Linked DNA regions of Mus musculus: region 1 is linked to region 2. The links are chromatin loops, found by intact Hi-C in ENCODE. Cell type or tissue: left cerebral cortex. All regions are shown on one strand. Each heading gives the region's core, and the rest is flanking DNA. Links, peaks and the distances in the headings are about the cores only. Region 1 overlaps Gm32546 (a long non-coding RNA gene). Region 2 holds the start of Pak7 (p21 (RAC1) activated kinase 7).

The links. Peaks named below come from ENCODE experiments on the same cell type or tissue, not always from the same donor. Only the 100,000 strongest peaks of a DNase experiment are listed, where the experiment ranks them.
Region 1: it touches region 2 in a loop (2.1-fold over the local background); 3 of 42 quality-filtered maps call a loop at or near these places.

What each region holds. Positions count from the first base shown.
Region 1 is chr2:136,440,971-136,456,708 of GRCm38, forward strand. It overlaps Gm32546 (a long non-coding RNA gene), which reads right to left. Exons shown (of 6, transcript XR_866766.1): 4 at 8,122-8,262; 5 at 7,585-7,718; 6 at 4,290-6,296. Among named protein-coding and RNA genes, the nearest start is that of Gm32546, 38 kb to the right of the region's middle. In left cerebral cortex, for the core only: a CTCF peak has its summit at 8,503; DNase peaks (open chromatin) are centred at 5,553 and 8,500.
Region 2 is chr2:136,379,598-136,395,335 of GRCm38, forward strand. Pak7 (p21 (RAC1) activated kinase 7) reads right to left here and starts at 8,370. Exons shown (of 10, transcript NM_172858.2): 1 at 8,057-8,370. In left cerebral cortex, for the core only: a CTCF peak has its summit at 7,669; DNase peaks (open chromatin) are centred at 4,357, 5,569, 6,775, 7,703 and 2 more places; H3K4me3 peaks cover 3,426 bases; H3K27ac peaks cover 2,818 bases.

The DNA of each region.
Region 1 (15,738 bases), core at 4,108-12,107, 62 kb after region 2:
TCTCGACTGCTTCTGTCAGGAAGTTTGACACAGTATTGAGGAAAACACTAAGACAGCGACTTTAACACTGACCACTTACTGAGGATGCCTTTTCTCAATGGTTTCTGCAGTGTAAACATATTGTTTCTTCCTCCTTAAACAATAGCTATGTTGAAAGAGATACTTTAAGATTAGACAAGCATTTTCTCAAACATTAATCTATTAATTTTAATATATTCTGGTAAATTTTACCTGTTCAAATGATTATTTGCATAATGGTGAGTTCATATTTTCTTCATTTTTTATATTTATTAGTTACAGTGATATATTATTTTAATGTATAACTGTATAATATAAATTTAAAAGAGTATATTTTATGTAAAATGTCTGTTACTACTATTATATACTATAAGGAAGAAGTACATAGTATTTTATATAATAAGGAAAAGTTTTTCTATTCACAACTTAACAGTCATTTTCATTATTATTAACTATGTCAGTATATAATTTTATTTTAGAAGACTATAACACAATATTTTCACATCAAAAATATTGTATTATAACCTTGATGCTGCTTTTGCCAATTGTTTCTAAGTTGTTTAGTTTCTTTTCCTTTGTAATTTATTCTTTTGCAAACATTTTCTTCCCTGAATTACAATTTTTTTATAATCATTTTTATGCCAGAGTTCTGAGAAACACTGTCATAAGGGTCTTTGGTTGATTTTATTGGAAGATATCTACGCTCTAAGTTCTGGACATTAGATGTGCAATTTACAACTAGGATATCATCGCTTACAGGCCCTTGCAGGCAATGATCTAGGAGCTTTACTGTGCACTCATGGGTTAATATACATATAGGCATTTCTATTTTGATTAAATTGCACATGTTATGTTCAAATTTAACCAATTTTAAAGTTTTTTTCAGTCTCCGTTTTCCTTTTTAAAAAAAAAAAAAAGAATTCAACCTCAATTCTCTTAGCTAAAATAAACATTTAACTTTTCTTAAATGGTATAGATCATTACATAAATAATTGGTTCATTTCCCTTTGGATTATAACGATTTCTTTTCTTGGATTACAGCAGATACCCCGCTGTAATTGCTCTGTAATCAATGGCTTTTTACAAAGGCCTTTTTTTGAAAATATTTTTTTCATACAATGGATTCTGCTCACAGTTTCCCCTCCCTTATCTCTTCCTAGATCCTCCTCATCTCCCCGCCCATCCAACTCCATTCTTCTCTCTTTCCTTAGAAAATAGACAAACAAATATGACAGTCTTTCATTTCAGAACTCTGACATTCAAAAATGATCACAATAATACTATAATTCAAGAAAGAAAGTGCTTGCACAAGAATGAATTGGGTTAAGAAGATAATGGAGTGACAATTAGGAAGAGTAGCAGCAAGTCAATGCGGAAAATATTTTATTATAAGTCCTAAAATAAAAGAAGTATGTAAAGTTTCATGCTGCTGCAAGTAAAAAGTTAATAATGATGGTAATGACGGTTAAATCGTGAATAGAAAAATCTTTGCTTATTATATAAGATACTGTATGCTTGTTCCTTATGGTCACTTCTCCACCCATCCAACTCCAAGCGTTCTGGGGATCCATCCCATATATAATCACTAAATCCAGACACTGTTGTGGATGCCAAGAAGAGCTTGCTGACATGAGCCTGATATAGCTGTCTTCTGAGAGGCTCTGCCAATGCTTGACAAGTACAGAAGTGGATGCTCACAACCATCCCTTGGACTGAGCATAGGGTTCACAATGAAGGAGATAGAGAAATGAAGGAGCTGAAGGGATTTGTAGCCCCATAGGAGGAACAACAATAAGAACTAGACAGCACCCCCAGAGCTCCCAGGGACTAAATCACCAACCAAAGAAAACACAAACATGTGGTGGGACTCATGGCTCCAGCTTCATATGCAGCAGAGGATGGCCTAGTCGGGCATCAATGAGGGGAGAGGCCCTTTGTCCTATGAAGGTTCTATGCCCCAGTATAGGGGGAATGCCAGGGTCAGGAAGCAGGAGTGGATGGGTTGGTGAGCAGGGAGAAGGTGGAGGGGTGTTTTTCGGAGGGCAAACCAGGAAAGGGGATAACATTTGAAATGTAAATAAAGTATCCAATAAAAAAGAAAACAAGCAGATACTAACAAATCTACCAGAATTTTAAAAAAGAAAGAGAAAAAGAAAAAGAAAAAGAAAAAGAAAAAGAAAAAGAAAAAGAAAAAGAAAAAGAAAGGCACAAGAAACACATGTATATAGTTAGACAGTCAGGTAGACAGACACACAGACACACACAGGCACACACGCACACACCTACACACAAACACACACCTACACACAAACACACATACCACAAAATTGGGAACATAATATGCAAACAAGAGAACAGTAAGGTAAAAGATTCTTAAACAGAGCCATATGAGACAAACCAACCAACCAAACTAACAACAAAGAGTATCTCCACACTCCTCCTGAGTTTTGTTGGCCTTCTAAGTTCTGGGGACAGTTTTGCTTCCTAGGTCTCTCAATATCCTCCTAGGACTAACACAGAAAACTGAGTAAAGAAGTCCACTGGTGACAGTGACAGATCAGAAGCCGATGCCTCCTGTGAAATCCTACCATGGAGTGTGCTTGCCTTACATGCCTAGTTTACAAATGGCCAAAGTGAGTTTCTAGTGAGGGCTTTAGGCCTTTAGGTGAGGTCTGGGTATGGGGCCTGTCCTTAAGTGTGGTTTACATCGGGAAGTGGACAAGAGCTCTCATCCCTAACCAAGAAGCTATCTCTAAGTGACAACTGCTTACAAAGGAAAACAGTTTTCTCCAGTGAAGTCTCACTAGGTATAAAAACTAATTGGATGTTTTAATAGTTATTTGCTTGTAGAATCAACAACTGAGGCATCTTTTCTGATGATCTGTGTGTTTCAAAACAGGTAATTATTTAATTTGTGAACAAAAATTAATTTTCAAACACATTTTTACATCTTCTCTTAAATGACTGATCAAGAAGATACAAAATTAGCAAAATCTGCAGCCGTGTGCACAGTGCTGAAGGTGTGGGTGTGTGTAGACCTCTTCCTTCAGCTTTTAGCAACACTCTCACAGGGAGAAACTGAGGATCTCCCAGGACTAAAAATTAATTAGACCATTTTCAGAAGCATCTTAAAAGTATAAGTTATGAAGTTTAAAAAGGCATTAGAAGTACATTAAAATGAACTGTGTAAAGAGCTACTAAAGTATTGTACTCGTTCTATAAATGAGGTCATAATGTTTGTTTTGTTTTGTTTTTAATTATGAGAAATAATCAGCACTAGCAGGTTTCTCTTCTGGTGAGAGCTGTTTTCTTCCAGAGCTGTTTGTTACGTCTGTTGATATTCATTTACTTCAGGCATATACTGTTTAGGGAAACTCAGCTGCATTATTATCATGCATAGTCTGCATAGTTTTGAGCAAGCTCATGTTTAGATGTGTATATGTGTGTTTGTGTGTGTGTGTGTGTGTGTGTGTGTGTGTGTGTGAGAGAGAGAGAGAGAGAGAGAGAGAGAGAGAGAGAGAGAGGAAGAGTTTTTGTGAGAAAGAATAATGTGTGAAAGAGAGTGTTTGTGCATGTGTGTGTTTGTGTGTGTGTGTGTGTGTGTGTGTGCATGTGTGTATGTTTGTGTGTATTCATGTGTGTCCAGAGAAAACAAATCTCCATTTCTGATGTGAGCACTTGGGATTGAATCCATGATACCATGAAAGTGAATCATATGCTCTACGCCTCCATGCCAGCCTGGGATGAGTAGCATCCTACTTCGGCTCCTCCTTCCCTTTGTCTGCATTGAACTGGCAAACCGTGTTGTATGATCAATTTTCACCTTCAAGATTCCTTCAGCATCCAAACATGTTTTGTCTTGGGAGTCTAGTCTCTTTTCTTGGCATGAAACCAGTTGAAGATGTTTACTTTAATGATCCTATGGCTGTTAAGTACTGCCAGAAAAGGGTTGGTTTGTTCATTCCGTTCACATCCTTTTCTCAGATATGGAATTATTTGACTACCTTAAATCTTTGAAAGTCAATTCTGACCTTAGGTAAAAGAGATTTAAAATGTTTATAGCACCCCTGTTCTCATAAACAAGTCATCTCTATCCAGCTCTGAATGGCACTATGCCTCTGTTTTTTGTTGTTGTTGTTGTTTGGTTGGTTTGGTTTGGTGTTTGGTTTTTGGTTTTTTTGAGACAGGGTTTCTCTGAGTAGCCCTCGCTGTCCTGGAACTCACTTTGTAGACCAGGCTGGCCTCAAACTCAGAAATCCTTCTGCCTCTGCCTGCCCAGTGCTGGGATTAAAGGTGTGCACCACCATGCCTGGCTTTGTTTTGTTTTGTTTTTCTGCTTTGGTCTGTACCTCAGTTCTCGCTACTAGATCCATATTGTTTTCTTTCTCAGGAACCTACTTCCAAAGTCTCTCTAGGGTATCACAGAGTCTATCCTTACATTGCTTCCACCAAAGGCAGATTATTAATGTCTGATTGTCTTTGCCTATGCTTCTCATTTTACATCCTGACTACGATTTTTAAGCTAGTTTTCTGGTTTCTACATACAAAAGACCCCTATTCCACTAGAATCTTCTCTTCTAAATAAGCTGTGTTGCCTTGAGGTTTCTAATGTGCTTTGATTGGTAGACATACTCTAAGGTAGATGCTGCTTCTAAGAGGGTCATTTGTTAAAGAGAATCTTCCATTCACTGAAGAGCAGTTAAAATGGTGAATATTACATGTGCCTATTGGCATTGGCTGCCTCCCTTGTTTTACATGGTAGTCACATGTAATGCGTGTGCATGGGAAAGTCAGGCATCACAAAGGTATCTCAGTTATACGAGAAAGGAATAGATAGTCAATACTACAAAGAGGAGATCCAGCAATGGCCCCTGTAGGACCTTTATGTGCTGGGATCTAATTCCATTAAGAGGTGCTAGTTTAAGCAACTTTTGTAAATGATTTTGCCATATTAAAATAAATGTGAAAATGAATAAGAAACCTAAATGTTTTCTTTTGGAACAACTTAAATTGAAGATAATACAAGTAGTGAGAAAACTATCAAGAAGGATATAGCATCTCTCCTACTCATAATGAATGAACTTTCTCCAAAAGACATGCTCCTCTCAGAGAGTATGGAGGCTTGTTTGGGTTAATGAACTGTGCTTGGGGCTGGCTGTCATAAGATGAAAGACCTCATTAGCTCAGGAGTAGAGCCATATAGGTAGAGTGAATGCTGAAATTCATCAAAGGGCGTGGTGCCCTTCTCAGGGGGAAGAAGTGGGGAGACATTTGAGAAAACACACAGTTGCTGTTTTCAGAGAGACTTCTCCCAGCTTGCAAACGGATTGGTTTCATTGCTCAAATGGGTTTGGTTTTGAGCTCCCTGATCCAGATCAAATGCAAACTCTGCCCCAGCAGGTCTGGGGTGCATCACAAGAACACCTGGTGGTTCTAATGCTTCCATTTGGTACATGCTGAGAAGCCCTGACCTAGCTCTGGATGGGTCCATTTGTTTCTGGTGGATTGAGTTTAGCCACATTCCCGTGGCCAGCTTCCACCAAGTCTTTCCCTGTTTGGATGAAGCTGTTTTACTTTCACTGAGAAGAGGAGGGGAAAAAATTCTACTGCAAAACAGCTGATCGTTGACTTGAAATGCAAATATAGTTCCCCAAGTGGCAATATGTAAATGAATTATCATCAGCAAACTGAACTACAGGCATGAAAAGACTCTTCTGAAAAGTACTATTGAAGAAATTTCAGGACTCCTAATTACTTCTTCCTTTTATATTCCACCTACTTTGCACAGCATAGCTAAATCTCTCTTCCTGGTGAACTGTGCTCACATCTATAGGACCCACTGACTCTGTTGATTTAGGGATTCAGTTCTATACCAAATTGTACCATCATTTATATACCTTGTTTTCATCTCGTTTTTCCAGTGACTATGAAGCACTCAATAGGGCAGGAATAGTAATAATATCAATACCTCATATATTAATTAACATATACCAAACAGCACAAATGCTGTTTAGGCACTGTACCTATATTTAATACTTTCAACTCTGTTATCCCTGTTTTACATAGGAGAAAATTTAGAATTAAATAGACTAGATGACATTGCATGGGTAAAGGTTGTAAATTGGCGCACAATGTCCATTATCCACTTTTTTCCATGTACTGGAACTGCAGCATGATTTGGAGTAGTCATATAGCTAGCTGACACTCATGCCTCTCTTGAAACTGATGCAGCCAGAGGGTAGAGTGTAGCCAACCACAGGCAAAGAGCGTCGCAGAGCCTGAAAAAGGACAAAGAGAGCTGAGGAGAGCAGAGTGGCATCTTACTAGAACAGTACTTTCTTGTCGAGTTCCTGACTATTTGACTATTTCTTTTCTCTACTTCTCATCGCTGATGGCTTACCATTCCAGCAGCCATCTTGCATGACGAGATGACCTTGATATCCCTGATACCCTCCTCTACCTACAGAAAAGAGAGTTATAACCTACTGTAGGTCACCAGCTATGTGCAAGGGTACATAGAAGAGGGCAACTGAGTTGCACATTAGCAATGCTTACAGCAGCTGGAGAGGGTGCCCCGGTACACACATCAACTTGCAGACAGTGGATGGTCCAAATGCATTAACCACGCGTCTCCTTCTTTTCACCCAGGGAATATTGTTATTTTTTTATTGTTATTTTTTCCGGATTTTTTTGGCAATGGAGAATAATAGATCTTTAAACATGATGAAGCCACATCTTATGGATGTATGGGGATATTATAACAGAGTCTCTCTTATACTGTACAACACCATACACCCACAATCCCAACACAAGGGAGGCTAAGCTAGGAAAACTGCCGCAATGTCCACCTCAGCCTGGGTGGCATGGTGAGTTCAAGGGCAACATGAAGTACGTAGCTCCTTGAGCTATATGGTAAGTTCTAGATTCGGTAAATAAACAAATAAACAAACCAACAAATCAGTCAAAACACACATGGGGCTGGAAAGAGAATAGGATGCTCCGAGCCCTGATAGGCCAGGGGAGAGTGAGACAGGGGCTGGGAGGCATCTTGTCAGTACATCACTCCAGCTATCGTGCGTCCTGAGAAGGAACTTTAAAAGATAGACTTATCTGAGTTATCTCAGCTGCTGTGCCCAAAGCAAAAACCAATCAATTGAACAAGTAAACAATCCCAGCTTTCATACAGACTCCTGGAAGTCACTAGCTAAGGGCTTAAGGTAGCAATTGAGTGTGTTCCAAAGCCAGGAGAAGATGCCCAGGAGGTGAGCATGATACTAACATAGAAGAGTAAAGCCATTGTAAAGTCCATGCATTTACATTTCTCTGTAAATTTACTCCAAACAAAAACTAACCAACAGAATGTTCCCCCAAATGACTTTCTTCCTCATTTTGGGTTATACAATATCTGGGAGCTCTGTTTATGACCTTGAATATCCTCTCCGAATACATTATCCATATAATTAAAAAATGACTCCTTAAGTAGATGACCGGAGTGAGGCTGAGCCGAGTGAGCTGAAAAGATAGCAATGGAACACTCAGTTACAGGAGAGATGAGTTGATTCATACCTGATTCAACTTAGTCTAAACCATGTCCTTTCTCTCCTCTCAGCTCTGCTGTCACGCCACCCAAAGTGGGCATCATGGATGTTTACTTGCTTCGTGAATTACGTTCCGTAGACATTATTTGGAAATGGCTGGCACTGGGAACAATTACAAATTAAACTGGGTATTTGGATGTTACCTAGAACCAAAGGTCTATAGAATTTACTGCTCTGGACTGGGGCACTGGGGTAAGGTTGTAATGTGTGTCTAATTGTCACTAGCTTGAACATATCCTCCATGGATCAGATGTGATTACTACATTAGAAAATAATTTAAATATTGGTCTAGTACACAAGTGTTTTGTTATTTTATGCTGATATAGAAGCAGCAATAACTGACTGATACAATGGAAGACACTGAGCACTTCCACATAGCTTGTTATTTCTTAGTGAACAGCGAACGGAGCCAATGTTGAGGTCAGAACCAGTGCAGTTGAGCAGATGTATTAACACTAGGCTGAAGAGGGAGCCATTTAGTTCTTAACATCATTGTCAATATTACCTTTAAGGATCTCGGTCCCTGTAAGTCCAAACCAGAGCAGAGTGCATCAGTTCCTCACCCTCTGGGGGAGTCAAGGCAAGACGATCCAGGGAGCAATTTGATCATTTTGTGTAGACACACCTGAGTTCTTCCTGAGAAAGACTGGAATTTGTACGTTAAAACAAAAACAATGAAAAAGTTAAGACAAGTTTTAAAGTTCAGGAATGAGAATTCCTACATGTTCATCCAGGGAGTCACAAGTTCAAAGACATTCAAGGAGAAAGGGAATTTTAACCATTCTGCTAATTAACTGCCTTCATTTCCATAAGGACTCTGGCAATACCTTGTGAAAAGGAGCTTGGTTCAGGTTCATTAGTGTGATCAAGAGAGCCACCTTTTGGGCATTGCTGACAATTACACTGCACTTAATTATTTTGTAGTTTCTCCGTGGCTGCCTACAGAATTAATACAGAACATGACTCACCAGGTTTCTTGAAGTGGAACAAGACCTGAGTCTTTGAATTTTTATCAAGCTCTGACACAGACTGAAGTATGTAGATTACTTCTTTTAATCATAATCCACAGATTTTTGCATCTTGAGAAATTGTTTCATGCTGAGAACTTCAGAAGAAAATTTAAACTTCTTCATTCCAAAAATTTTTGATATCACAATCGTAAAATATTTGTGATAAGAAATTTTTTTTAAAAAAACCTGAAGTACACAGTCATCAACCTCATCTGCAGTCCCCATTTCGTTGGTTTCAGCTCCCAGCAGTCAACTTTGATTGAAAACTTGGGAAAATCCAGCAATAGATAATGTGTGTGTTTTAAACTGCATTCGATCTCTAGTATAGTGAAATGCCAGGTAATCTATTTCTGTCCTACCTGGAAATTATCAGATCATCAAGAACTGAATCACCCTTTTGAGCAGAATATGTACTACCTGCCTGGTAATTACAAAATCCATAGTTGCAGAGTTTTAGAGCTTGTTTTGAAGACAGACATACTGTTTCTACATAACTTTTATTATAGTATATTATTATAGTTGTTTCACCTTATTATTAGTTATTAATATTCTGCCATACATACTTTATATTACACATAATAATAGGAATGAATGGGAAAGCAAGATAATATAGAGAGTTTGAAACTATTCAGAGCTACTGAAGCATAGGTCATATAGACAAGAGGTAATTATATTATAAAAACTAAATGGAAATGATTCAACATTGATCTAGTCAAGAAGTGACATTTTACTTTGTTTTAAGGCAGCACTAATTACTCAATAAATGCTCATAGGAAAACAGAAAATTATTCTCAGATTTGTGGTTCATTAAGTTCCTGTCTAGATTAACATTTCTAGACACTGGAAGAACAGGTAAAAACTAATATGTGGTGACAGTAAAGACAGGTCTCACTTCTCAGCCTTTGGGTAAGATTATAATTGACTAAGAAGATGCACAAGGGACCTTTCAAAAATGATGTAACTGTTCTAACAGGGTTATTGTCACAAGAATCTAAAGGTACTGAATTTGATACTTGCAAGCTGTGCTTTGCTCTTAGGCAAGGTGGATGATTGAATTCTCTAGTGCTAGAATTACAGATTTTCTCTGTCCTAGGGGCGACTCCTCAAGCTTCTCAATTAAACACCACCAGAATCCAGGTCAAAAAAGGTTCTGTTCCATGGATAGATCAGAAGTTGTTCCAAGACAACAGAGAAGCCTGTGCACTGGACTTGATCGTTTCGGAATATGTCTATGAAAAAAGTCTTTAATGATGACTATAGTAATTTCAGGCAACTGTTGAAAGCACTATGCTGGCTAACTGCAGGTTCGCAGATCCTGTGGCACTACAATCACATGAAATACTTCAGACAGCAATAGTCCCTGAGCCTCACTCATAGGTTCTGAGTGTAAGATCTACAGGAGGTCTGTGTAATTCCAGTACACACCAGGATTCCATATAGAACATTTTCTCAAAACCCAGACCCAGGAGCATCACCAGTATACACCACAAAAGTGTTCAGTCAACAGGTTCTCCACAGCAGGAGTAAGGATTAAAAGGAAAAATGACAGTTAGGCAACATTGTAGCATGATCCCAGCCAATTCTGAAACTGAAGACAGGTTTAATTTTTTTCAATCTGCTTTTATACCATTTTAATTACATGCAAGTATTAAGGGCAAGCTGTACAATAAGGAGCTAGCAAGGCAGTAAGCAAAGTCCCGTGATTACTCCTGTGACAGTTGTTTCCAAGGGCTTGTAAGAATGACCAAAATACCTGAGCCCACTTCCTTGTCCAAGCCCCAGATTTGATTCTTGCCTAAAGCCTACTTCTTTTGTTCCACCCTAAGATAAAAATTCCTGCCTTAACCTACTTCCCTATTATAGCCTAAAGTTAGATTTTTGCCTGAACTTTCTTATCATGCCCTGATGTCAGATTCCTGCCTGAGCTTACTTCCTGGTCATGGCCTAATATCTCATTCCTGCCTGAAGCCCATTTCCTTGTCCTTGGCCAAAGTCAGATTCCTGCCAAGCGGTACCCCCAAAAGGTTCTCCACACACATGTATCATCAGCATTTTTAATGAAAATGTTTAGTAATTTCCTTAAGACATCTGATGTAGAAGTTTGGACTGGGGTCAGCTACCCACATCTCAACAAGCCATACTGGTGATTCTAATGAAATGTACAGTTTTCCCACTGACTTAGAAAATTTCTTTTACGGTTTTAGAATCCAGTATTCCTCAAACTTAGTTTTACAATCCTATGGTTTTGAAGATTACTCTTTTATGCTAGTATTCATTTTTATCTTAAGTAGATAGACATATCAGCATGAATATCATATGAATAGCTCAGTGTTCTGTAATTCTTTCTCATCTTCTCAAATCCTCTAAATGGTCATCTCCCCTGCAGCTTATTACGTTCCTTTCATTACCTATACATTTCGTGCTGAATCGACTTTAACACTATCTTTCTGCTCCTCGATATCCCCTTATTGTGCTGCAAAGCTTTTACGTTTATTTTCCAGCAGAGCTTGGCTAAGCCCAGTGAGAAACCTCACACCCTTTATTTGTTCTTGCAGCCTGCACCAGCTGACACCTCATCAGTCAGTGTGGATGGGAAATGGCCTCAATCTTTCCAGCTATTGTTAACGAAGATTATATCCAGGAGAAATATATCATCTGTCATCTCTGATTTATTTTATCTTCTCACACTGGTGATTTGGTAGTTATTTCAGCTGCCCAATGCAATTATTCAAAAGTGTCAAGGTTATTTATTTTGTAAACAAGAGTTTCCTCTAGGTCTTTGTGAATTTTATAACAAACTTGATTATAAGAATGTTTCTAGAAGTTAGGAGTTGTCCTTGATCCTTGACTGCCTGCAGTCACTGTTCTAGGCTTCTCTTAAAGCTTGGGGTTTATTCCCTTGAACCTTCCAGAAGGTTGGATTTTATCTTTCTTCCATAAGAGCTTTAGCAAGATTTCTTTTTTTTTTAGATTTATAATTTCATTTATTTTTCTTCACATTGAATGTCTCTGAAGATTCCTTGGATATATTTGTATTATTTTCCAGGACTCCTGCTTTCCAATACCTCGTTCTTGTCCATGCATCATCTTCCTTTATGTTTTATAAGACATGGTTATTCACATCCAAAAATAAAGTGCAAATGCATGCTCTTTAATATTTTATTCATTAGTCTATCCAGGTTTTTGAAAAGATGGCTCACAACTGTACTTCCTCAGAGACATTTACTTTCTATCCTGATCCCCACCCTTCCAAAGGTCTTTGATGCTTGCATGATCTTTTCATATTTATTAAAGCAAATTAAGATATTTTTAAGTTCTGCTAAATATTGTGCTGTTAATTATTATATTTTCATCATAGTAAAGAATATTATCCTTGAGGTGAACAAAGTTTCAACTAACTATTATTAGTTATTTATTCAAGAGGCCTTATCATGAAAATCATACATGGCCTAGTGTTTCCAGAGACTGTAGTTTGCAGAATCCAGAATCTGTAATTTTTACCTTCTATGGAAATGGCAGATATAATCACCAAATGCATGAGGCCTCTTCTGTGCTTGTTTCAGTGTTTGCTGTCTCTTGGCTTCCAGAGAGCTGAATAGACTCTTCTACTAGATGTAAGCCAGTTGCCAAGTTGTTCTTTGTTTGGGGTCTACATTCTGTAATGGCATCTTAGTTTTCCATCCTTGGCCTTGTTCTCACTTCATTTCAATTCTCAGGACTCACTTTCTGAACTCCTTTGTTCTTTTTGCCTTATTCCTCCTAGACTGCATAAGAATTTTCTTCTAAACTGGAACTAGAAACATGTAGCCTAAGGACCGACCTACCAGCTATTTTCTAGATAAAATTATACAAGAATATAGCTTTCTCCGTTCATTTAAATATTGTTATGACTACTCATGCCAGAATTCTGTAGTTATGATAAAGACTGTGTGGCCCAAAGAAAATAGTTACAGTCTGGCACTGTACACACATGATTTGCAAACTTCTCTTCTGAAATTTTATTAATGGCAAGTGCAACTCTTGATGCTAATGATAAAAGTGACAAGTGACCCCTGCCAGGTCATTCTTGGGTTCAGTCTCATTACTTTGTCTACAGGTACTGTCCATTTCCTCCCTAGTTTCAATGACAGGATGTCAATTGAGAAACTATTTGTGTTCTCATTGAAAGCCTAACAAAACTTTCTCTCTATAAAGTATCAAAGCCCCATTTCCTCTAGGGAAACAAACCCGGGCTTTATCTGTAGGCAACAGTGACATGCTTAAAATAACTGTGCACATTATTAGGTGGACACCAAAGAGAATGAGAATTTAAAGCATGTAATTATTAATTTTCCACATTTTTGCACCTTACAAAGCACATTTTCTTCTAAGGATATATAAAAAGTAACTATGGAAGTTCTGATACAAAATTAAAATATAAAACTTCTCAAAACATCAAAATGGAGTATACTGTGCTCACAATGCAGTGTATTACAAAACTAGTCTTCAGTGATTCTCAACTTTCCTAATCTGTGACCCTGTAATTCAGCTCTTCATGTTGTGGTGACCTTCAACCATAAAATTGTTTTTTATTGCTTGTACCTTACTGTAATTTTGCTACTATAATAAACTGTAGTAAGACAACAACAAAATCTAACAAAAATGGTCTTAATTCTCTGAGCTTTCCTTACCCACGCCCTTTCCAAGGTGACAGTAGCATTTCTTCTGTGAGATTCTCCAGGCTGGTGACTCTGCCATGGCCTTGGGGTTAGTGTTGACTGATTGAACACAGCAAACTTAAAATGTCAGTTCTGAACCTGGGTCCTAACAATCATAGATCCTGACCATGACTAGAAAACCAAGCCTGCAACAGCTTGTCATATATAGGAAGTACAGGAGAAAGCTAGATTTTTTATTAGATATTTTCTTTATATACATTTCAAATGTTATCCTGGAAGTTCCCTATACCCTCCCTCCGCCCTGCTCCCCTACCCACCCACTCCTGCTTTTTGGCCCTGGCATTCCCCTGTATTGGGGCATATAAAGTTTGCAATACCAAGGGGCCTCTCTTTCCAGTGATGGCCAACTAGGCCATCTTCTGCTACATATGCAGCTAGAGATACGAGCTCTGGGGGTACTGATTAGTACCTGGAGGATATCATCCTTAGTGATGTAACCCAATCACAAAAGAAGTCATTAGATATGCACTCACTGATAAGTGGATATTAGCCCAGAAACATAGAACACCCAAGATACAATTTGCAAAACACAAGAAAATCAAGAAGAGGGAAGACCAATGGGTGGATACATCATTCCTTCTTAGAATAGGGAACAAAATACCCATGTAAAGAGTTACAGAGACAAAGTTTGAAGCTAATACTAAAGGATGGACCATCCAGAGACGACCCCACCTGGGGATCCATCCCATAATCAGCCACCAAACCCAGACACTATTGCACAATGCCAGAAAGATTTTGCTGAAGGGACCCTGTTATAGCTGTCTCGTATGAGGCTATGCCGGTGCCTGGCAAATACAGAAGTGGATGCTCACAGTCATCTATAAGATGGAACACAGGGACCCCAATGGAGAAGCTAGAGAAAGCACTCAAGGAGCTGAAGGGGTCTGCAACCCTATAGGTGGAACAACAATATGAGCTAGATTTTTAAGATCAGAGCCATCCTAAATCCCTAAATCAACCACAGGCTGGGCTGCCAGTAGACCAGATTCGGAAAAAGAATCATAGGCAGAAACATGGAAACCATCTATTCAACTTGCAGAAATAGTAAACAGATTACGTGTTACACAGCTTGTTAATCAATAACCTTTTAGGAAGACCTTGTTGAATATACACAGAGCCAGCCAGGATATCTGATAAACTTGATGTCTACTGTACATTGATACTGCTGTTCACATTTCTTGTCTTTCTTTTGCTCTTCTTAGAAAATGATAGTTTTATAATGGCCCCTTAGTTAATAATGTACCCTATACACTTCCCAAAATTTTTCATTTCAATGTTTATTCTTTACTCAAGCTAAGTAAATTATTAACAGAATATTAAATATTTTTCTTCTTAAGGGACCTCTGCATTCTAAGCTTATAGATGTTTAAACTTTATGTTGACATTAACTGGTTGGAGCTGCTGTAACAAAGTACTAGAGGCTAGGATAATTAAGGAACAGAAATGTATTTTGTCAGTGCTAAAGGTTAAAATCACAGGAGAATCAAGTTTGATAATCTCCAAAGTGTCTCTTATCTACTTGCTAGATGACCTAAGTGTGTTCATCCCTCCATAGGTGTCTATGCCAAAATTACAGTTTTTGTAAGAATTCCAGTCATATGAGATTAGAGCTCAATGTCTCGTTTTAACACCTTTTAACATCCTGGCCCCAAGTACAATTGCATTCTCAGGTATTAGAGTTTAGAAATCCAGATTATGAATTTTTTGAGAGGTAGGGCCACAATTTGATCCCAAACCATGGGCTTTTGTGAAAACCTTTCAGGAAAATAAATGAGAACAGAAGAAAGCTTCTGAGTGGAAATTATCTCAAAGCGAAAGGCAATCAACATGAATGGAGAATACATGACTAGAGACCTCTTTTGCTCAATACAGAGCAGAGTGCCTGACCACCACAGTGCTATTATTAGGAAGTTTCCCCTATTTTTACCATCAGAACTCTTATACATTCAAGTGGAATAAGAGACAAAATTGGGATTTTTAAACTAAACTAGCATAACATAAAATAAGGGCCATACTCTTACCTCTCAAAAATGCTAGCAAAAATTGGGATCCACACAGAACAAAGTAATTAGAGGCTGCTCCTGAATCATACCCAGGAGCAAAATGTGAAGCCTGGAAGAACTCTGCAGATCGTAAGTGAAGTCAGATGAGAAACAGCACCAGCGTATAATTTGCAAAACATAAAAAATGCAATATTCTCATGAGTATTAACAGTGTGTATGTCTGCCATAGCAGCATCCAGAAATGACAGGGTGGTAACACTGGGCTGAAGGAGAGTGGAAATGCCTGAAGCACACATTCTCAGTAAAAGAAGGAATGTCAAAATAAGGTTGTTAATTATATACAGAGCTGGTTAATGGCGACAGGGTTATCAAATAGTCCAGGGCAGAGACC
Region 2 (15,738 bases), core at 3,116-11,115:
AGGCTTAAACTCAGGTCCTAGATCTCGGCAGAAAGCACCTTTTACCCACAGAAACATCTTGTTCACCAACCCTGCCAGTTTTCCTAGACCTCTGATACCCGCTCATGGATTTCTTTTGCTCAAGCTAGGTGTTTTCTTTCATTTGCATGCAAACTTAGAGTCATTGCTGATACACCTGGCAGAGTCCCTGACACAACAGATAATCAATGGGTGCTGTGACATGAATAATCACAACCTAAGTGCATATCATCATCACATTTGCAAAATAGTGGGTTGTTTTATGATTTCAAAAATTTCAGAAAGGTATTCAAGGAGAAGAAAAAAGCAATATTTCTACCTGCCAGAGACTGTCTTTCTGTTTTCTTTCAATGTTTTTATAAACCTACGTAATATTTCAGTGTCATAAATTCATGTGTTATATGCAGTAAAGTTACCTGAGCATTCGATGTACAATTATGTCATTACATGATCCTCACAATGATCACATTCGATGTCTACATAGTAGCCCACCATCTATAAGACCTAAAATGTTGATATCATCCTTTGCCATTTAATTATGTATGCTCTGCTAATTTTGATGTACACTATAATGAATAATCTATTACCAAAACATTGTTGGCATCTACTTCCTTCTCAAAGACGAGATACAAATTAAAACAAGAAGTTTCTTTCAAGTAATATGAATCTTTAACAGCCTTTCAAATATTTTCGCCCTCATCTCTCAGAAGGCTTCATGTAGTCTTCCAACTACAAGCAAATGAGGATGGCTCTGTCAACGCTTCTCTGTCAGTAGTGCTGTTATTTTTTACAATTTTAATATTTGATACACATCTCACTTTTATTTTTATCTGCATTTCTATTATTAATAGCAGGAAAACAAAATAGATAATTCCACTTGACTTTTATATGTCTTCCTTTTGAATTATTTGTTTAGCTATTTGGACAACAAGGGTGATGTCGATCATTTAGAACTTTTGCAATAATACTTCAGGGTATTGTTTTATTAACTGTCATGGTTGGCATCACTACTGCTCATATAGTTTAAATGTGTGTATCTACAAAAAATACATAATACATATTTAAATCCATATTTTGTTTTGTGATTCTTTTCAGTGGTTTTATATTTAAGAATTCCTTCACATGAAGATAATTATGTATTTTCTTATGGCTTTGCTTTGCAACTTCCCTATACACGTCTCAATATAGTTGAAATTTACCCTGGAGTGTCATGTAAGCAGGGGTGTTTAGCTTAATGTTTTCTGTAGAAGCAGTCTATTTCCTTGAAATTTTTATCATGTACTCTGTTTGTTTGTTTGTTTGTTGAATTTTTTAATGATTTCTCCATTTTTCTTCTAAAACTGTTTTGAGCCTGTTTCCAAGCTATTCTTTTGAACTGATACATTTATAATTTATTTTAATTGTACCATGCTGTTATTGTGTACTTAACGTTATTTCAGTAGAGGAAAATAAACAACCATCTCTACTCCGTTCTGCATATACCTACCTATAATAGCCATGACTTTCAAGCACATCTATGATCCTCACTTGACCATAATCACACACTCTTGAGTATCCTCACGTACCTTTAGTCTTTTTGTATCTATTTACTTCCATCATCCACAACAGTCCTGCAGGCCCAGCCACCCCCCTTTGATATAATTATCTTCTACTTTAATATATAGTAAAATAATATGTTCAATAATAATGATGATGATAATGATGATAGAACCATTTGGTTGCATTCTACTAATTCCCCTATAAAAACTGTATCATAGATTTGGGAAGGAATAAAACTATATAATAGACTTGGGAGGAGAATCACTATTTCATAATGTTTATGTTTCTGAGCACAAATAAGGAATGGTTTTCTCCTTCCTTGTTTCTTAGTTTTATGCATCTTGAGAAAAAAATTTCACAGATTTCTGCATAAATATTTACATATTCCTTTTTACACCCAGGTAATCTACCTATGAACAATTCCTATTTTTTATAAATAGTTTATATACTCATGGCTGCATGAATAGTATGATTTTTCAATATGTCTTCATCATAAAGTGGTGATATTTGGTGTAGCCTTTCACTTTTGAGATGTATTTTATAATCAGCCATATTTCTTAAGTCATTTAATTAGTTTCTTGGGTTTTAATTCATTCAACTCTGGCCCAATCACTTATAACTAAAAAATCAGGGCACGCTCTGATTTTTGGCTACTTGCATGAAAATTTTCATTTATGAATACAGATTAAATGATATTTTATTATTTTATAGAATAACTTTTCAAGAGGATATAAAAAGGATGTGAACCTACAGCTACTTTAGGTATCAAAAGAATGTGGCAGATTCTTACACTGCACTGTGCTGACTTTTCTCAAGCGTACAGTGTTTCCCAAACAAAAGAATTATGTAAGACAAACTAAACAACAAAAGCATGCATATATAAAAATTTTGACTGGAATATACCAGGTGCTTTTTCTCAAATAAAAATCAGTTCCTCTCTTATATCAATCCCAACAACAAAGAGCAAAGTAGTTTCAAAATAAAAACAGAGCTCATATAGATTGGTTCAGAAACTGCACATTCTTCTGAAAAAGAAAAAAACATCCTTTTTTCCTTTTGCTAAGCATAAGTGTCTTATCTTGAAAGACTCCTTAATGATAGATTTATCAAATCATCAACATACTAATGATATATGTCATGTGATGTGTTCTTGGGAAGATTGGATAATCCCAGTGAAGATTCTGAGGAAGATCTTAAGAGAGTTTGGTGCACAATCCAATATCAGTAATTAATTGTATTATTGTCACATAATGTGATTATTTATTAGTTTCTAGAAGGCTAAAGACCTGGTTTGCTGTTGTCTGAGACTGAGCATGACATCACACCCATGTGACACATATTTGCAAAATATTTATTGATGTAGTTTTCCAAAATTCTCAGTTGCTAGCAAATACTCATATGCAGTTAAGTGTTAGCTAGCTTAAAATGGATTCTTAGAAAATGCATTTATTAAAGTCAAGAATGCTCCTCTTTTAAAGTTAGAATGAGGTTCTAAACTGCTCTTTTCATACTAGTAAGAAAAAGTTTCTAAAAAAATAATGTCTTCAAATTAGTACAGAAAAATGCTATGATTCAGAGCACTCCTTCCTTCACTCATCCATCAGACACAGATTAAGCAACTTCTGCATACAAGAAACAAAATTAATGGACATTCATAGGAAGTAAAAGACCAAGTAGGTAAACATAAATTATGACAGAAACTATTACCAAAGACAAGAAAAAAAAGTATTGCGAGAGCTAAGATGATGAGGAAGAGGTAAAGTAGGTTGAATTGCAGAGCAAAAGAAATGAGATATTGGACACTTATGACAGCAGGTCAAGGTGACAGATCCAAGATGCCCATAATGAGACTGAATAAATACGGTCCATCTCTAGATTTTCTGGATGCCCACAATGAAGCTGGACAAGTTTGGTCCATCCCTATCATTTCTGGAAACTGTAACAAATGTCTAGGTAGAATTTTATGCAAGGAATTGATATCACCCTATTTTCTGTAATAGGTTAGGGAACAACCAAGAAAAAAGAATCTTCTTAGGAAGTTGTACTCATGATCTAGGGAAGAGAATATGGCTTTGTCTTTTATAGTAGTGTCAGAGATGGCAACATGTATTTTAGAAAAAGATACCAAAGCTTCAATTTTTAAGACTATGTGGCACTTTGGGCTGTTCAGGGCAAAGGAAATGGAAGTGTCAAAGGTGATGCCTGCTATTCTGCTTAAGTGATCTTCATAAACTGTATACCATTTATCACAATAAGAAAAGCAAAGCAAAGCTGTGGTATTAGGGGAATCTAAGTGACATTACTGGACAACAAAATCCAGTAGAGATAATCCTGTTAGGGTTCTCCTTGTTTCTTAACCTATGGTACCTAGTAGGTGCATTATTGCCCTGATATAAAGTAAGTCCATTGTGTATGAGTGAGTGAGTGAGTGAGTGTGTGTGTGTGTGTGTGTGTGTGTGTGTGTGTGTGTGTGTGTTGTGATGTGGTGTTTACAGTTTAGGAAGTAATGGGTTTTCGTGTAACTTTTCTAGAAGGTCTTTGATGCTAGTTATTCCTCCCCATACCTTCTGTTCTGCCTTCCTACCCAGGACCAGATATCACCCTCCTAAAACTCAGTAATCATTGAAGAAGGGGAACAGAGAAGCTGTGAGTGACAAGGAAACAGCCCTTTTCCTGGCACAACAAGACAGTTGCACCTATGAACTTGCAGCTATTGCAGCAACAGGAACAAGACCTGCAAACGCTCAAGCCATGAAGTGGGGAAATGGGCAGAGTCCCAGCCCTGCCTGAGGAGATATTGGAAACTCTCAGTTGCTGACAGAAGTAATGCAGTTTTCTTAAATGGTGTGGTGTCTGGTAGCTGTAAACTCTCCAATGCACAGCAACACACCCAATATATAGGCAGCGTAAATTAGACTTCAAGGGTTATAAAAAAATTGGAACAAAAAATTTGAGTGGGAATGCTATGGGGATTGGATCTAGGAGGATTGGTTATAGTCAAAAGACAGTGTGTGGAATTCTTGAAGAACTAATGATTAGAAATCATGAGAACTAATTTTTTAAATCCCCCACAAAAAATAAAGTGATAAAGAAGGATGAGGAGGATAAGGATGAGGATGAGGGGGAGGGGGAGGAGGAGGAGGGGAGGAGGAGAAGGAGAAGAGAAGAAGAAGAAGAAGAAGAAGAAGAAGAAGAAGAAGAAGAAGAAGAAGAAGAAGAAGAAGAAGAAGAAGAAGAAGAAGAAGAGCTATAAACAGTTGAGATAACTCAGGAGGTAAAAGGTGTTTGTCATCAGACCTAATGACCTTAATTCAATCCTTGGAACATACATAGAGAAGGAGAAAAATTATTTCTGCTAGTTGGCCTCTGACATCTTCACATGTGCTACAACATGTACATACATCCCACACACAGAAACACATAGTACATACATATACACATACACATACACATATACATATACAAACATGCTTTATAAATACCACCCTCCATTGGATGGCCCTAAACCCATGAGTCTATAGGCAGCCCAAACTCTCTCTTGTCTCTCTCTGTGTCCCTGTATCTCTGTCTCTCTATGTTTCTATGTCTATCTCTATCCCTGTGTGTGTGTGTGTGTGTGTGTGTGTGTGTGTGTGTGAGAGAGAGAGAGAGAGAGAGAGAGAGAGAGAGAGAGAGAGAGAGAGAGCATAAATTTAGAAGGAACATGGAAGGATTTAGATAGAGGAGTGACAGAGTGAATAAGAAGAAAATACATTATGTGCATATAAGAAAGTCTCAAGGAGCTAATAAAATGTATATCTATAAATAAAAATAAATATATTAAAAAGAAGAAAAGGTGTAGGATTTTCATTTTTTTGCTGTTATGTTGTAGGTGTTGTTGATGATGATGTGTTTTGACTTAGTAATATAGCCCAAAAGGGAGAAGACGTATGAAATTCCTCAGCACGTATAGAAAGCCTAAGTCCCACTTTGTTTCAGTTTTCATGTAAGTGACTCATGGTGACGTGTCTATCACCCTTCCCTTCACTGTCACACTTGGGAACACAAAATTCAGATAAGTTAGTTACATTAAATATCCCATGCCAGCAGGGTTTTTGAACCCATACTATTCTTCATATTCTGAAACTTGATGGCATAGTATTGATCCTATCATTGTTATTAGAAAAGTTAGTAAAGTAAGTTAAATTTTCTCTCCCCTAAACTCAATGACAACCCTGAACTTGTCCATGTGACCTACTTTACAAGTCTGATCTTTGCAGTTGTAATTGAATTAAGACAAGGCTATAGTTAGCTCTAAATGATATAGGAACAGTGTCCTTACATAAAGACTGAAACATGGACAGGAGAACAGACACAGAGAGGAGAACACATGGACATGAAGGTAGAAACAGAATAACGTGATTGGGGTAAGGTATGTCTAAGACTATAAGAATCACCTTCTCCTAAGAGCATCAGAGGATTGCCATGCTAACACTGAGATATTAGACAGAAAATACCCAGATCTGCATCAATAAATTTCTACTTCTTTAAGCTACCAAGTTGGGGGTGTATGGCTATGTCAGTGCTAAGAAATAAAACAATTTGGAGTATTTCAGTAAAAGTAAATTGAATTTGACTTGCATAGCAAATACATATAACATGGGTTCCAAACACATACATGTCCTTCTCAAAGAGATTTCCCCATGCCCAGTTTCTTTGTATTATTATTAATGTCTACATCTATCCATTTATGTGGGCTTTGCTTTGTGAATCACAAGTCTTTGTTGCTGATACATTAAATCACTTCCACAAAATCCCACACCTAAATACGGAGGAACCAGAGTTCAAATTTAGCTTTATCTCATCACTAAAATGACACTGTATTCCAGAACATCTGTCTCTGGTGCCTGTCCATTGCAGCATATTCTGAGGATGTAGGAAAGGCATTGGCAACCTCGGCTTTCAATGCCTACAATCAAAACTCACGTTTGTTAATTAAATGATAAGTTGCAAGGACTGAGTACAATCAATCTCTTATTCACAGAGGAACACGAAGTTTATTCTACTACAAGTATTGTCAATGAACTTGCCATTAGCTTCTACAGCTTTCATTAGAAGTTCTGCTTTGCACACGTGTATTCAAAGTCAAGGTGTTATCAGATTGGACACTTATAGCTTTACTCTACTTAAATTCATTTCCCTCCTGCAGTCTCTGTTTCATTATCACAATACTGACTCATTCTTGCCACCTAAGGAGATCATAAGAATAAATAGTGTAAGTGCAGAGGAAAGTATCTAAACTTCATATTCACAGACAGATGCCCAGCCTGAAAAGATAAAACAGGGGATGAAGGTGTGTTCTAAATTTACCTTTCCTCCCTCTCAGGGGGCTATGCTGCTAATCATAACAGATACAACTGTAAGGTGTCACATCTGTTGTTGCAGAATGTCAACTTTAAGAAGGCTTGTGTAGGAGGGACTTCTTCAGGGAGTAATGTGTCCATCTGTAAATTAAAGATGCTGCCTTTACACCAAATGCCACAAGAGGGTCTCTGATGTTTTGTGAAGTACCTATTTCCCCAGAAGTGTATCCAGTTTTCCAAGTCGTTATCAATTATTGGCCAAGACATTTTTTTCTTTACTACTCTAATATTTAAAAGATCTGTTCAGTTCTTTGAAAGGTTAGGGCTCCCTTAATTGAGATATGAATGCTGGCAAATTAACTTCTACCCTATCACAATGGAAAGCTCCAGACACACTCGGTTTCAAAACGGATGCTCACATTTGTGCCCTAAACTGGACACTTGACAGTCCTGAGACTTTCCAAGTTTATCCTCTAGGAGACTGACATTGTACAGAATTTTAACCAGAGTTTGGAAGTGATATTCTCTTCCACATTCTGTCCACCAATGTTCACAAGCAGAAGTTCTTTCCCAATCCATTGCAACCCACTAAGCGAACAGAGACAAACAACAAAGGAAAACACAGTCCCATAAAGGTTCCGCTATTGCATCTGGTGGTCCACACCTGCTAAAAGACAAAAACCATATGGGAACCCTGCCCTGGCAATGCATCCAGCACTCCCTGGGAGCAGCAGGCACTGTCGTATCACCGGCAGGGCGTGCGCGAGTGCATACACAAAGAACTGCTGCTGGGCTTGCTAGCCTTTCGGGGTACCAGCAGACTCCTAGAGCTGGCATCCAGGGTGATCTCCTACGCCCTCCATCCTAGCATAAGAGCGCTATCCTTTATTTGACCGGTGAAGAGCCCAAGCTGGATGATATCGCAAAGATTGGGGGTTGGGGAGTGGGCGGACCCTGGATCCCTTGCCCATTCTCAGAGGTCCCCAGCCTTTGGCATCTCCTAGGAGATGCACAATCAATTGTGCTGTCATAGAGGTCTCCTTTCGCATCCTCTCTAGGCAAAGCCAGATGCCCGGTGTAGCAACCGTGCGCATCTTGGCAAGCGCCCCTTCTGGAGCCGCTACCCATAAGCCGACCTGCCCGGTGCTCCTGCCTACCTGGTGGCTGGCTGTCAGCAGAGAAGTCGCGGTACCTCATCTGCTTCTCCGCTGCTGCTACATCTGTTATATCGCTCCAAGCGCCATGTTCCTGCTCTCCACGGGCGCACGCCAGGGAACTACTACGGCTGGGAAGGGGCAAGGGGGGCGGGGGCTAGAGGAGGGGGTGGGGGCAGAGTCAAAGCTTTTTACTCTCCTCCCAAACCTCTCCCAGCTACTGAGCATGCCCAAGCCGCCTGGCTTCGCCCCTAGGAGGACTGTCCGCTGAGACCACTCAGCTGCTCCGGGTTTTAGGAGCAGCCCGCTGTAGGAAAGCTGTAGCAATTGAGGGGGGTGAAAGGGGGAGTGTGGAGGGAGTGTCTGCACGCCCGAGCTGGAGAAAACAGCCAATCGGATCACACTTTCCTTCTACCATCCCCCTGCGGGCTACTCCCGCATACCCCTCCCTGAACATCCCAGTTTGTCCAAATTTTCTATAGGACCTTTGCAAAGCCGCACTACATCAGTATGCTAGCTAGTCTCTTTAGCATCACCTGGTCCTGTGCTTCGCAAACTTTAATGAGCCTTTGATTTAAAATACAGATTTGGATTCAACTGCCTGGTCCTGAAAGTCCCCGTGCCATTCGGCTGGTCCTCTGAAAGGTCAGGAGGTGCAAGAATCCAGAAACATCTTCTATAACCTCTAATTGGTCATGGAGTCTTTAATCAGCAATGGACTTATCAGCCTAAGGAGTTACCTTCAGCTTTTGATGATAGCAGCGGTTCAAGGGAGGATGTCCCCTGGGATGTCATGCCTTTCCTGGAAAGAGGCTTTGTAGGGCACACACTGAAGACAGCATAAAACCATTAGTTTGATCTAGAATTAGGAGTTTCGGAGACGATGGGCTCTTGGATCAATTCACAATCGCTTTGATACTTGAGACTAGGAAACTCGTGCTCAGTCAGTTGACCTGTTGTTGACCTGTTGTCCAATTCAAGCCTGAACCAGTCTATCCTGACTGTCTACCTGTCTTCTCTGAGCCTGGGACAAAACCTGAGAGGTTCGATGTAATGTCAAGGCTGGGCTTGACAGTTGAGACTGACTGGTCTTTTGAGAGCAAAAGACCACAGGAGGTATCGGTAATATTGAGATTAGTCACTGCCCACATGAAACCAATCAATTCACAAAACCAACCAAGAGACTTTAATCTTGGTTTTGAGAGAGCCACATCCTTCTTCATCCTCAGAGATCTCTAGATTGTCCTTATGAGAATATAGTGTCTGATCCTATAACTGAATAAGTCGGTTATAAAACAGGGCCAGTTTGCTAGTGAATAGTAGATGCTTATCATCTCCTGTCCCCGTGGCTTATCTGTTCACACACTACTTTCACTGAAGTAACTTATATATCAAAACAGAATCATGGCAGGAGCTGGTGCTAAAGATATTGCCACAGCTGTTAAGAACTCATGTTGCCCATCCAGAGGTCCCAGGTTCAGTTGTATAGGGTGGGTCCGAGCTGTACGTGACTCTGACTCCAGTGGATCTCACACACTCCTCTGGTATCAGTGGTGCCTTTTTCCACCTGGTACACAAAGAAGCATCCAGACACATATATACACATAAAAATAAATCTTTAAAAAATAGATCACAGAACAGATAGATGGTCACTGTTCTCCACTGATGTTTCTAAGTGTGAAGGACATATGTATCTTGGCCTATCAAATCCTATTTTTCCCATTCATATGACTAAAGTCAATAAATTTATCAATGCTTGAAACTGCTCAAATAGCCCTACCTCACCTCTCACCAACTGGATTGCTGTCCCATGGCCATTGGCATAATATTTTCTATTCTTTACTTTCCCCTATGTGGACTTGGACAGATGCAAATGACAGGAAATATTTTATTAAGATGAAGTTTACTTGTAGTTTTAGTATCAATAAAAAGTGCACACACTGCCAAAGTGAACTATATAATCTGAATAATATAATTTTATATTATAATTATGCCATCATGAATAGCCATGAAACAACTGATAGAAAAAAATCATAAATGAAAATCTGCTCCAAAGGAAACTACCAGGCTTAGATGGTTTCACTAGAGAAACGCTCTAAGTAGTGTAAAATACAAAACAACAAAAACAAAACAAAAACTATTTTCACACAATTATTTCCCAGAAAGCAAGAGAACACATGGCTCAACTAATTTATGAGGCTATAATTTCCCTGACACCAAAACCAAATAAACTTAGTAGAAGAGAAGTCCTCTAAACAATATATCTTATAAACCTACAAACAACCATTCCTGAGAGCTGCAGGAAGGGCTGAGTATCCTAGTACAGGTCCATGGTCCCAGCTACTCAGGAGGCTGAGACAGGAGAATCATGAATTCAAAACTTGTCTGAACTAAAGAGTGACTTAAAGGATCATTCCCACCCAAATGAAGAAGGTACTAAAAGCTTTTAGCTAACACTTATAACACCACACATTTTATCCCAAACACCAAGAAAAAAATATTACCTTGAATCTTACAGTGCATAGAGAAAATTATATATTATCTCTACATAGATGTATGTCAGGAACTCAGGGCTGTCTTAATATGTAAATAGGCATCAATATAATCCATCATACAAACTCAAAAATCCTATCAAATTATACAGGAAAGCATTTGAAAAAATGATACCCATTATTGAATAAAGACTTGAAACTCATCAGGAACTGAGGGAGGGAATTGCCTCATTTATAAAAGGCATCTACAAAAAACAAAAACAAAAAACAACAACAAAAACAAACAAAAAAGCAAACAAACAACAACAACAAAAAACCTCTAGTGAACTTGCCATTTAAAAAAGAAAGTAAAAATAGTTTCCTCCTAAGATTCAGGAAAACTAAGAAGAGACTCATCCATCATCTCTTTCAACATATTACTAGAAATTATAGCAACTGAAATTAGGCAAGAAAAATAAAAGACCCCGAGTTATGAAGGAATTAGTAAAATACTTTTTACATGCATTCCACTGATTGTGCTCTTGAAAAGCTAACAAGGAAGCTCCAAGACAGCTCTTAAAACAAAAAGGTAAATTCTGTAACATTCCCCCAAATTAGCTGTATCTCTAGATATAAACCATGAACATTTAGAAAATTACATGAGAAACACAATAACAAAAACAACAGAATGCTAAGACGATTTAATAAAATCATTCAGGGCTCATATTCTTAATATTCTTAAATTACAACATACTAATGAAATCAAAGACCCAATATATAGATATTGTACATTCATATATTAGAAAGCTCAACCTAGTCAAAAAAAATGTACTCTTTATACTAAATGAAGTGACATTTTCAGTGACATTTCTATATTAACATTGAAAATTTTTGGTGACCTGGACAACTTTATCTCAAGTGTATTTTGAAAGATAAAGGTTCTAGACTAAACAGTACTGAGATTGTAGTTGTCTTAACTAGAAAATCATGTGAGACATTTAGATACCAAAATAGAAAACCCAGAAATAGACTCACACAAGCATGAACTATTACTATTAACAGCTGAGAGAAGCCATTCCGAGAACAGCATTCCTGCCATATGCTGCTGCACCAAGAAGATGTGCATGGACAATGAAGAGCTTGAACCTCCTATAACTAGGAGCATGCGCAGCTGAAATAGTGAACATCTTCCTCTAAGATCGGGACAAAAGGATGAAAACAAAGACATCAATTTTACTACTTCAAAATTCTGTGTGGACAGCCAGGAGGATTAGAGTCCAGAATTGGAAAAAAGAAAAAAGTAAACAACTTTTTTTTTCATAGAGTAGGATCTTATATATAGAAAATCTTAAGGTGTGCATGCACATGCACACATGCACATGCATATACACAGAGACATATAGACACCTTAAAATTAATACAATTGCTAAAAGGTTCAGGATATATAATTAACCCATAGAAGTCAGTTGTATTTTATATACTGACTGTGAACAACTTAAAAGGAAAAATTTTTAAGACAATCAGCTTAATAGTAGTTTCAAGAAGAATAAGACACTTAGAAATTAAGACTAGACCCATTAAGAAATATAAAGATAATCCATGTTCATGAAGCAGCAGACAATGCAAAGACTACTCCAAGCAATCTACAAGTCATCCTAAGAAAATCTGAACAATGTTTTCACAGCAATAGAAAAAAAAATATCCTAAATTTTGTAGAAGTCTGTGGAGATCCTAAATAGCAAACACAATCTAGAAAAATAAGAACAAGGTTAGAAAACTTAATAAAACTCTAGTAACCAAAACAATTAAAGAGAACATATAAACCAATATCTAGACCAGTGGAATGGAATGCAGAAATAAACTCTTGTACATGTGTCCAGTAACGGTTAACAAGGGTATCAAGACCACGGAAGAGGAAAAGAGCAATCTTGTTGACAGATCCTGCTGAGAAAGCTGAACACCCACATGCAAAATAATGAAATAGAACTCTAGAGCAAGTATGTAGAAGACACAAATGAGTAAAAGCTAGAAAACATACTGAAGAAAACATGATGAAATCACGACTTTGGATTTAGCAACTGTTTCTTGAATGTGACACCAAAAGAATAGGCAAGACATGAAAATTGGTTAAACTTGAGAACATGGAAATGGAAATCTTCTATCCAAAGAGCACAATCATTGTTGAAAAATCTTCTTACCAAGCTGAAGAAACTGCATGCAGATCATAGATGCAAGAAGAGATTCATATTCAGACTAAGACCCCTTAAAGTAAGCAACATAAAACTTATTCAAAGGGGGGCAGAAAATGAGATTCTTCCAAAAATGATACGTAGATATTAATAAGCATTTAAAGTGGCATTCAAAGTCGCTGACCAAAATATGAAATAATTTAAACTAAAATCCATTAGCCAAAACAGAACAAAATGTAAGAATAATTGGTGGGAGTGTGAAGACGCTGGAAGGCCTGTGCAACAGTAGTGAAAATACTAAGTTGTATCATTTTTATGAAAATTAATGGTATGTTTCCTTACAGTTTAAACAGAATTGGTCTAGGATTGATCAATTCTGTTTTGGGTTATATATTCATGACCTTAAAGAGATGTAAAGATGTGCATTTTAATGCTCATAGCACCAGGCCAAAAAGTGGAAACGACCTGAATGTCCACAGAAAGATGCATGAATACAAAAATTGTGATATGAACGGACATGGTCCCATTCCTCAGTCCTGAACACGCAAAAGATCCGATACATGTGACAGCAGTGAGTAGCCATGGAAGCATTCTACAAAACAAAGTAAGAAAAATAGAATATCGTAAATACTGCATGATTCCGTTCATATGAGATACCTAAATACCTAGTCAGATTGATGGAGACAGAAAGTAGATTGAAGATTAACAGAGGCTGTGGGAAAGAAGAATTGAGGATCTATGGTTTAGTAGTATAGAGATTCAGAATGTGGTAGTTATAAAATGCTGAAGATGAAGAAGGTGATGCTTATAAAAATTCGTGCATGAGTACACCCAGCTGTGTGGTACAGGAAGTTCTGAGTATGAATCCCCAGTACTGTAACTAATGACTTAACTAAATAAATTTCTGAATAGGAAATAAAAAACAAAAACAAACGAGCTCTCAGACACTCCTAGGGTTTAAGTTTCTAAGTGATACAAGGAATAACTGCAACGAGACAGGGAAAAGTCAAAGACAGAGTGATGTCTAAAACATCAAGACTACCTAGGAAAACTGTACAGAGAAAGAACAACTAACAAACATAAACCAGCAGAATAGTAACATGAGGGTAACTAGCACTAAAACAAATGCATAAAACTGCCCAGAGAGAAAGACCAGGGCTGTACTGGGGAAGCCAAAGGGAGTGTTGGCTTCTACAGGGTCAACTCCATATTCAGGTCCTCAGAGACACCTTATTTAAAAGATTCAACATGGAAACATTTTGGTTCCAGCATATAAAATAGACAATGATATATCAGAAAGAAGAGTTCAGAAATTAACCTTAATTTGTATAATAACTCCATTTCTAGGAATGGTGACATAAATCACTGTAGAGATGAATCTCTAGAAGTTAAAGGCAGCTAAATTTCTAGAATTGTGTCTTGGGGGCTAGTAGCCTCAAGCAACAAGAAATTACTTTATCTAATTTAGTGAGCTCCATCCTTTTGCTCAAAAGGAAACCCGTGTACTTCCAAGGCCATGAGTCTGTAAAATCTGTATGAACCCCCACTTGAATGCTTTAGGTCAAACCTCACTCTGGAGCATTTGAGAAAGTTGCAACATTCACTGCCTATGTCTAACAGCTTAGAACATATGAGATAAGGCAGTCAAGAAAACAGGGCCTTTGACTGGTGTAAAAGTTGCCAATATGTATATATAATATGCCAAGTATACGTAAGTGTTTCTATCCCACTGAAATCCCTGCACACTATTGAGTACCAGACTTTTCTGTAAGAAGAACATTTTCAACATTACTGTGCAGGACTGTCCCCTAAAACATTCCTACATCATTAATTCTTTCTTCAAAGATGGTAGATAAATTATAACCTCATCTGGTATCTCTGGATTGTCACTGGGTCATGTGTGGGCCATGAAAATCTTTCATGTAGTAGAGCTGGCATTGCGGAGTGCATAACCAACTTCTTTGGGGTACACAGCTCCCCCTCTTGCTTTGCACAGATCTGGTGGTTGAGAGAGAAATAGAGAGTTGATCGCTTTTGAAGCAGATATCACATGCTCACACCCAGTACCAGGTTCCCTGTCCATTAAGCCCAAATTGTGCTCATTTTAGCTTGCTCTTTTAAAAATATCTTCACAGATGCCACCTAAAGTCCCAAGTATCCTTTAAGAAGGACTTGCAGATGTTTCTCCCCCTTTCTAGAAAACACCAGTTAGTCCTATGAAGATTCAGGAAGGAATTATTCAGAGAAAACAGATGAGAGGCAGCAGCTTCTCTTCTGGAACTGTGAGTTAAAGGAAAAGCTATTGCCTGGATCGAAACCTGGTACCACATGACCATCTATGCATGGCAGAATACAGTGTAAAAACTCTATTATTCTCATGACAGGAACAAATTTTTGTATTTTTAGAAACGTTAATAATATAATATTTGAAAAGTCTCTAAAGATCATGAGGATATTTATCTCTTTTAAATAACAGCAAGACTGATACAATAATAAATTTAAGTGTTTGAGAGAGGGAAAGGTTGAAGTGTTCGACATGCAAGATTAAGGTGAATAACACTGGGCAGCTTTGTGACTTGGGCATGCCATCTCTGACTCCTAAACAACTTTGCTTATCTGCAAAATACAGACGTGAGGTCAGCTTATTTCACAGATTTTTTTTATGAGAATCAAAGGGAGGTATTTTGAGATGAAAAAATATGTGCTATAGGCAAAGATCACAGCACTAAACTATTGTCTTTTCTTAATGGATTTGAGTAAATGTGTAAAAGAATTATAAGTAGTTATAAAATTTCTGTGCATCAAACTTTTATTTTAAATGCTTATTTAAAATTAAACTGCCCGTATTTCGTGTCTACCAACTCACAAGAGAACCCCTGGGTGATTTTGAAATAAGTAAATTCGATGTGGCAGATGCTTAATGTGTGATGCATATAACCCTTCCAGGAAAGACTTATTTCTTAGCCCCTAGGAGTGGGGTGTGTGCTCAGCATCTGTATTGCCTCAGCCCCAGAGAACTGACCTG